3 separate regions of the Homo sapiens genome follow, and all the other regions are linked to region 3. A link is an interaction called in ENCODE POLR2A ChIA-PET data of the cell type or tissue named here. Cell type or tissue: GM12878. All regions are shown on one strand.

Region 1 (2,500 bases), 54 kb after region 3:
TAAAATTCCTTTTTATTGTGCCAGAAACTGTGCTTGGTATTAAGAACACAAAGTTGAGTAAATCGGTGTCTGTCTTCAAAGGATTCATAGCTGAGGGGGGGCAAAAGAAGCATAAACAATTATAATATGTGTTACTCAATCTAAGGTGCTACCAATTATAAGAAACCATTAGTTTTTTTTACCTCCTAAAATTAAACTATGATATTCTTCAATTTCAAGATGAATTCTAATTTCAGAGATACTTCAATGTTAAAAAAATAAGTGTGTTTAAGTGAAGAAATACTGTATGCGTTATAGGAGAAGTTGTGTTGAAGAACAGGGAGAAGAAATGATCTGACCACCTGGGCAAAGCAGGGAGATACAGTAAAGTTTGTAAGGGGGAGTCAGATTACTTTAAGCAATGTAACTATCTTAGTACGCTTGGGCTGAGGCTTAAACAATGGAATTTATTTTCTTACAGTTCTAGAGGCTGAAAAGTTCAATATCAATCAAGATCTTGCAGATTTGGTTCCTTGCTGAAGGCCTTCTTCCTGGCTTGCAGATGAGTGCCTTCTCACTGTGTCCTCACATTGTGGCGAGAGAGAACTCTGCTTCCTCTTTTTCTTATAAGAACACCAATCCTATTGGATTAGGGCCTCGTCCTTATGACCTTATTTAATCTCACCTCCTTAGTTCATTTGTCTTACTATAATAAAATACTATAGGTAATTTATAAACAAATTTACTTAGACACAGTTCTGGAGGCTGGGAAGTCTAAGATCAAGGCAGCAGCAGACTGCCTTGTCTGGTGAGGGCTGCTCTCTGCTTCCAAGATGGTGCCATGATGTTGCATCCTCCAGAGGGGAGAAACACTGTGTCCTCACATGGCAGACAAGAAAGGATGAACTCCCTCTATCATGCCTTTTGATAAGGCACCTAATCCCATTCACAAGGGCTCCACCCTCATGACTTAATCATCTCCTAAAGGTGGCTCCTCTTAATGCTATTACATTGGTTATTGAGTTTCAACACACATTTGGGAGGGGACACCAATATCTAAAGCATAGGACCTTCTAAAAACTCTGTCTCCAAATCCAGTCACACTGGGAGTTAGGACTTCAACACACAAACTGGGGGGTTGGGGGCAGAAGAGACACCATTCAGTCCACAGCAGTGACCCATGGCTTTGGGTCTCACTTTTTTCCCTCATATGCAAAATAAGATAATAATAGTAGCTACCTCATAGAGTTGTGAAGATTAAAAGATTTCATATGGAGTGCTCTGTGACGTCTTAGATCTAGTACCAGTTTAGTAAAGGCTGGCTGTTATCAGCAGAGGTAATTAATGATAGAATTTGAACTCCAAGAATCAGTAGACCTTCGCCAAGGGCTAAGAAAGCAAGCAGATTCCAGGGAAGAACAGAATGCCTAAAGGACTGTTTCTGGAACATTCTGCCTGTCTGCTATGATGTCTTGATGTAGTTGGCGAGGTTTTTTTCCCTTGAGGAATTAAAAATCTTTTTTTTTTTTTTTTTGAGACAAAGTGTCACTCTGTCACCCAGGCTGGAGTGCAGTGGCATAATTATGGCTCACTGCAACTTCAACCTTCCTAGGTTCAAGTGATCCTCCTGCCTCCACCTTCCAAGTAACTGGAACCACAGGTGCACACCATCATGCCCGGCTAATTTTTGTATTTTTTGTAGAGATGGGGTTTGCCCAGGCTGGTCTTGAACTCCCGGTCTCAAGCTATCTGCCTGCCTAGGACTCTCAAAGTGCTGGGATTACAGGCATGATCACCGTGCCTGGCCAGAAATCTTTTTGGTATCTTTTCTCCTGTACCTTCTTCCCTGTTCTCCAATCCCAATACACGCACAAGGACAGTTTGGTTCTTTCCGTTTTACAGTCAGAAGCATGCTCCAGGCCCTGTACTCAAATCAAGAACTGGGCTTCTCAGAACAAGGACACAGGTTCCTTGTCTTTCCATTTCCCTCCTCGCTTCCCTCCACCCCTTCTTGTTGGGGACAGCCTTTGTCTAACATCCTTTGTTTAAGAGAATTAATTGCTATCCCCCAGTGGCTGTCAGTGTCTTTCAGGAGACCTCATGTAAATAAGGCTCCAGGTGGCCTGCTCTGATTTCCGAGTTACCAGAGGGATAACATCCTGTTAGGACATTCATCAAGGATAACATTTAGTGAGGCCCAGAGCAGTGACTCATGCCTGTAATCCCAGCACTCTGGGAGGCCCAGGCGAGAGGATTGCTTGAGGCTAGGAGTTCGAGACCAGTCTGGGAAACACAGCCAGATGTCATCTCTATGAAAAGTAAAAATAACCAGATGTGGTTGTGCATGCCTGCAGTCCCAGCTACTCAGGAGGTTGAGGTGGGAGAATCCCTTGAGCCTAGGAGTTCAAGGTTATAGTGAGCTATGGTCTTTCCATTGTACTCCAGCCTGGGCAAGAGCCTGTCTCAAAAATAAATAAGTAATATTTAGTAAGTCTAACCCCATTTGAGGCTTGCAGAAGTT
Region 2 (2,500 bases), 62 kb before region 3:
AGCTCGGCCTCTTCCTGTCTCTTGCCACATGATCTCTACACATCAGGTCCCTTTCACCTCCCCTTCACCCTCTGCCATGAGTGGAAGCAGCCTGAGGCCCTCCCCAGATATAGATGCCAGCACCATGCTTTCTGTACAGCCAGAAGAACTGTAAGTGAAATAAACCTCTTTTCTTTACAAATTGCCCAGCCTCAGGTATTCCTTTATAGCAACACAAATGAACTAAGACGGAGACCCGGGTGGGCCCATGGATTCCTGCCCATGAAGGTGCATCATTGGCGAAGGCTTGAACACCACAGGGCCGAGTCACTGCGCCTATAACCAGGTGAATGAGAACTAGGCCTCACGACGAGGTCAGCTCCTCCCAGTTCTGCTGGGGGTGAGTCAGTGCAGTTCAGGGTGAACCAAACATAAACCCAGCTCTGGGTGCTGCTAGTCTTGGTGCCCAAGGAAGCTTGGGAGGCTAAGCCTCTGCATCGTGGCCTGAGAGGAGCAAAGCAGCCTCTCTCCTTCCAAGATGCCTGGCCCACAGGCAGACTCTGCTGACAGGAGAATCATCAACTGAGAGACTCAGCACTTTGTGGAGTGGGTGAAATTGTCCTCCTTTTCTCTATATGCTCCTTTTAGTGCACTTCCAGGCACCTTCTTCCGTGTCAGGGACCCCAGGACCTCCTGCTTCAACCATCCTTCCCCATCCCCAATATCAACTGCCTACAAAGCTTAGCTTCAGGCAAGAATCTGTATGATTCATTGAAATCTTGGTGGGAAATTTTCAATGAGCATCTTCTCCCATCACATTGGCATAGAGTTCTTATATCAGATGGTAGAATTAAAGATTCAGTTTCCCGTTCAAGGATTTCAGGCAGCAAACTGGCGAAGGAGCACATATGAGGAACATCTCCTCGTGCAGATGGCAACCCAAGTTCGGCCCTGCTATATCCACACCCTGGGCACACATCGTTGGCAATATTTGGAGACACAAAATAAAAATACGCTGATGCTTGGAAAAGATATTTGTGTGTGAAAAGCTAGTTCATCAGTGCTAATTTGGGTGAATTACGTGGTTGGAACCACAGTACACAGCCTTCAGAATTAGAAGGGAAATGGAGATCATTCCAAAATCTCCCTACACAGAGATGAGGTATCAATCTCATTGTGGATCATAGACACTTCTAAATAAGCCCTGCATGATTTCCTTCTCCAGCCAGTTCTGTGTTGGCCTACTTTTCCTAGCCCCAGTTGACCCAGCTCTGGTGGCTGTAGCCTGAGAAAGGAAGTGACCTGCTGTGATGAGAGGTTTTCCCTGGTGACATCTATCCAGCTGGACACAGTTGGGGATCGTCTGGGGCCCACACATGCAGGATGTCAGAATGTGCCAAGATCAGCAAAGATAAAATCTTGGCACAGAATTCCTCCATCCTGAGGGGCAAGGAGACAGGACCCAATGACAGGTCTGAGCCCAGAGCTTGCTTCTAACATCTTTGGTCAATGGAACTAAACTGCATTTGGAGAGTGGCCTGCTTGGAGAGACAGGAAGAGACAAGTCAAGGTCATAGCTGAAAATCATTGCATACTTTTGCAAATCAGACTGAAGCAGGTCTATCAGCTGTCCTGGAAAGTCAAGGCAGCCTATAGATAAGCTCCAAGTGGTTTGGATTCAGGAGAGTCACTCCTGCAGGAAAGCTCCACTGTGATCTGCAAGTGACAGCTTTTATCTGTTCAGCCCACACACTCCCAGACATTATCTTTATTCTCTTCTAATTGGTCTTAGTGCCAAGGCTAGGGACATAATGAAATTAGAAAAAGCAATTCTGAAGGGAAGGAAGAAAACTGACTTGTACACTGACATTTGATAAAATACCTGCCTAATTGAATATGGAGCTCTAGATCTGGTATTGCCTGAGCTTCTCACAATTGCTATGCAGTTGTGTGGAGTAAAATCCCATCTGATACCCATGTGAGCTCCCTGGGCTCCCCAAGAACTGACAGTAAAGATGGAATCTAGTAATCTCCAAGAGGTGGCTTTCCACTTGGCATCTCAAACTGTCTTCTTATTGGTTGACAAATTACCTGTTGGGTACAATGTTCACTATTCAGGTGGGATGGATACACTAAAAGTCCAGACTTCGTTACTTCATTACACAATATATGAATGTAAGAAATCTGCCCTTGTGCTCCTTCAATATATATTTTTTAGGCTGGGTGCAGTGGCTCACGTCTATAATCCCAGCACTTTGGGAGGCCGAGGTGGGCGGATCACCTGAGGTCGGGAGTTTGAGACTAGACTGACCAACATGGAGAAATCCTGTTTCTACTAAAAATACAAAATTAGCCAGGCATGGTGGTGCCTGCCTGTAGTCCCAGCTACTTGGGAGGCTGAGGCAGGAGAATTGTTTGGACCTGGGAGGCAAAGATTGTCATGAGCTGAGATAGTGCCATTGCACTCCAACCTGGGCAACAGGAGCGAAACTCCATCTCAAAAAAAAAATTATATATGTAT
Region 3 (2,500 bases):
ATTTGATTATTCCTGCACTACCTCAAGAGAGAAATTTCTCCTTTCATCCCCTGTCAATAGGTTGTTGAGCCCTAAAAACCGGTCTTAGTTCATGTTCCTGCAATTGTAAGGCTTGCCCTTCTAGCGAGTAATTTGTGAAATGTTATTGGGAAATGGCGGGGGGTGGGGGGAGTCTTTTCCTGTTAACACAGCAGCATATAAAACACAGATGGGAAGATCCACTGAGGAGCATACTAATTTAAATCTAATTAAAACACATTGCCTTGAAAACATTTAGGTATGATAAATCCGAGTGTGAAGGTCACAAATTTCACCACTGTAGGTATCAGCAAGGAAAAATGTTGGCCAGGTTCGGTGGCCCACACCTGTAATCTCAGCACTGTAGGAGGCTGAGGAGGGAGGATTACTGGATGCCCGAAGCTTGAGACCAGCTTGGGCAACAGAGTGAAACCCCATCTCTACATAAAATTTTTTTAATTAACTGGGTATGGTGACACACACCTGTAGTTCCAGCTACTTGAAAGGCTGAGGCGGGAGGATAGCTTGAGCCCGGGAGTACGAGGTTTCAGTGAGCTATGATAGCACCACTGCACTCCAGCCTAGGTGAAACAGCAAGACCCTGTCTCCAATAAATAAATAAATAAATAAATAAATAAATAAATAAATAAATATATAAATAAACAAATAAATAAATAAAATATTAATCACCTAATAGTTACTTATAGCAATAGTGCTAGGTATAGGGAATAGAATCATAAGCAAGAAAGATATGGTCCCACTCCTTCTGGAGTTGACAGTCTAATGGGGAAGACATACAATAAAATAAGCAGGCTGGGCAAGGTGGCTCATGCCTGTAATCCCAGCACTTTGGGAGGCCGAGGCAGGCGGATCACCTGAGATCAGGGGTTCGAGACCAACCTGGCCAACATGGTGAAACCCCATCTCTGCTTAAAAAAATACAAAAATTAGCCAGGTGTGGTGGTGGGTGCCTGTAATCCCAGCTACTCGGGAGGCTGAGATGGGAGAATCACTTGAACCCAAGGGGTGGAGGTTGCAGTGAGCCGAGATGGTGCCACTGCACTCCAGCCTGGGTGACAGAGTGAAACTCCATCTCAAAAAATAAAAATAAAATAAAATAAGCAGTCAAGGTGGAAATGTACAGTTGTGCAGGCTGTGCACTGCCCAACTTCAGGGGACATTATTCACATAGAATGTGGTCTAAATGGTGCCTCCCCAACAACGCATGGCCTGTACCACCTTATGGTGGTGGCCCTTCAAGCAATTTTCTGAAAATGTGCTAAGTAATTGGTGACAGCAGATGTACTGAGCCATGGAAGCACCTGGCAACACCTCTTGACCTAATCTAGGTGGTTTCCTGGAGTAAATGACATTGCAGCCAAGACTTAATAATCAGCCTGAGTCAGGTATGCTAAAAGCAGGAAGAGTCATCTAGGCATCTTCTTCTAGTAGTTTCTCTTCTCAATCAGAGAAACTGCATATACCAAGGCCAAGGACCAGGGGTTCTGAGGCTGAGCTAACCACAGAACAAAGATAAGGGACATCTTGGCAGTTGAATTCTGCTGTTGATGTGGGAGTTTCATTTTTCTCGCTTGACAGACCCAGGTCAGCTGCACCCAAACTTTGTGGATTCCAAGCTGTTTTCTAACAAGGTCTCAGCAATGCTTTTCAATATAGTGCAGTTGATTCAAAAGCTTTGGCTAAACGTAACTTTCAGAGAAGATCCCCTCTCTTCAGACGGATGGTTCCAAAAGGTGGACTCCTATTCCTGCCACCCATCAACTTTATCAATTGTCAAGCATTTTGGTTCAGACAAACTCAATCTGATTATGACACTTCTCTGCTTAAAACCTTTTAATTAGTGCTTTAGGGATTAAAAAACAAAATGAAAGACATCTTGAGATAAAGTTCAAACTCCTTAGCCTGGCCTACAAGGTACAGTAATCTTCCAGAGGGCAGGGGTGATTTCTACATCATCACTTAGCCCAGTGGCTTACACGGAGTAACATTATGGAATGGATGGATGGATGGATGGATGGATGGATGGATGGATGGATGAACAGTCAGTCTTGCCCTGCCCACAATTTTCCCCTTCAATCTACTCCAATAAGAGATGACTCTCTTCCAGGCAGGGCATGTTCCTGTTAGGCCCTCAGTGTTCACAGGATATTGTCACTTCTCCCACAGCTGACTGACTGGTAAAGTTTTAGTCCCTGGCATTCTGAAATGGTGGCACTCCAGGCACAACCAACCAAAGTGTATCGTCTCAAAATGCCTGCAACCTGACACTTATCAAAACTTGGTTTATTACTCTAAAGGGAAAATCACAAAAGTATGAAAGGATGTATGCACAAAAAGATTTCCTGCAGCGCTGTTTATGTTTGGGAAAAATCAGAATGACCCAAATGTCCATGAATAGAGGGCAGGGCACATAAATTAAGGAATATACCACATGGTAGAATATGGAGCAACCTTAAAGTGG

Evidence for each region. Peaks named below come from ENCODE experiments on the same cell type or tissue, not always from the same donor. Only the 100,000 strongest peaks of a DNase experiment are listed, where the experiment ranks them.
Region 1: POLR2A ChIA-PET joins it to region 3 with 8 read pairs; 8 of 35 experiments call an interaction of 5 or more read pairs at or near these places.
Region 2: POLR2A ChIA-PET joins it to region 3 with 6 read pairs; 4 of 35 experiments call an interaction of 5 or more read pairs at or near these places.

The regions. Positions count from the first base shown.
Region 1 is chr10:31,036,043-31,038,542 of GRCh38, reverse strand. The region is part of intron 1 of LOC105376481 (a long non-coding RNA gene); the gene reads right to left. Among named protein-coding and RNA genes, the nearest start is that of ZNF438, 5.4 kb to the right of the region's middle. In GM12878, no CTCF peak of the experiment used is centred here; no DNase peak of the experiment used is centred here.
Region 2 is chr10:31,151,758-31,154,257 of GRCh38, reverse strand. All of the region lies in intron 2 of LOC105376481 (a long non-coding RNA gene), which reads right to left. Among named protein-coding and RNA genes, the nearest start is that of LINC02664, 35 kb to the left of the region's middle. In GM12878, no CTCF peak of the experiment used is centred here; no DNase peak of the experiment used is centred here.
Region 3 is chr10:31,090,065-31,092,564 of GRCh38, reverse strand. The region is part of intron 1 of LOC105376481 (a long non-coding RNA gene); the gene reads right to left. Among named protein-coding and RNA genes, the nearest start is that of ZNF438, 59 kb to the right of the region's middle. RefSeq lists an enhancer at 1,209-1,398. In GM12878, no CTCF peak of the experiment used is centred here; a DNase peak (open chromatin) is centred at 1,514.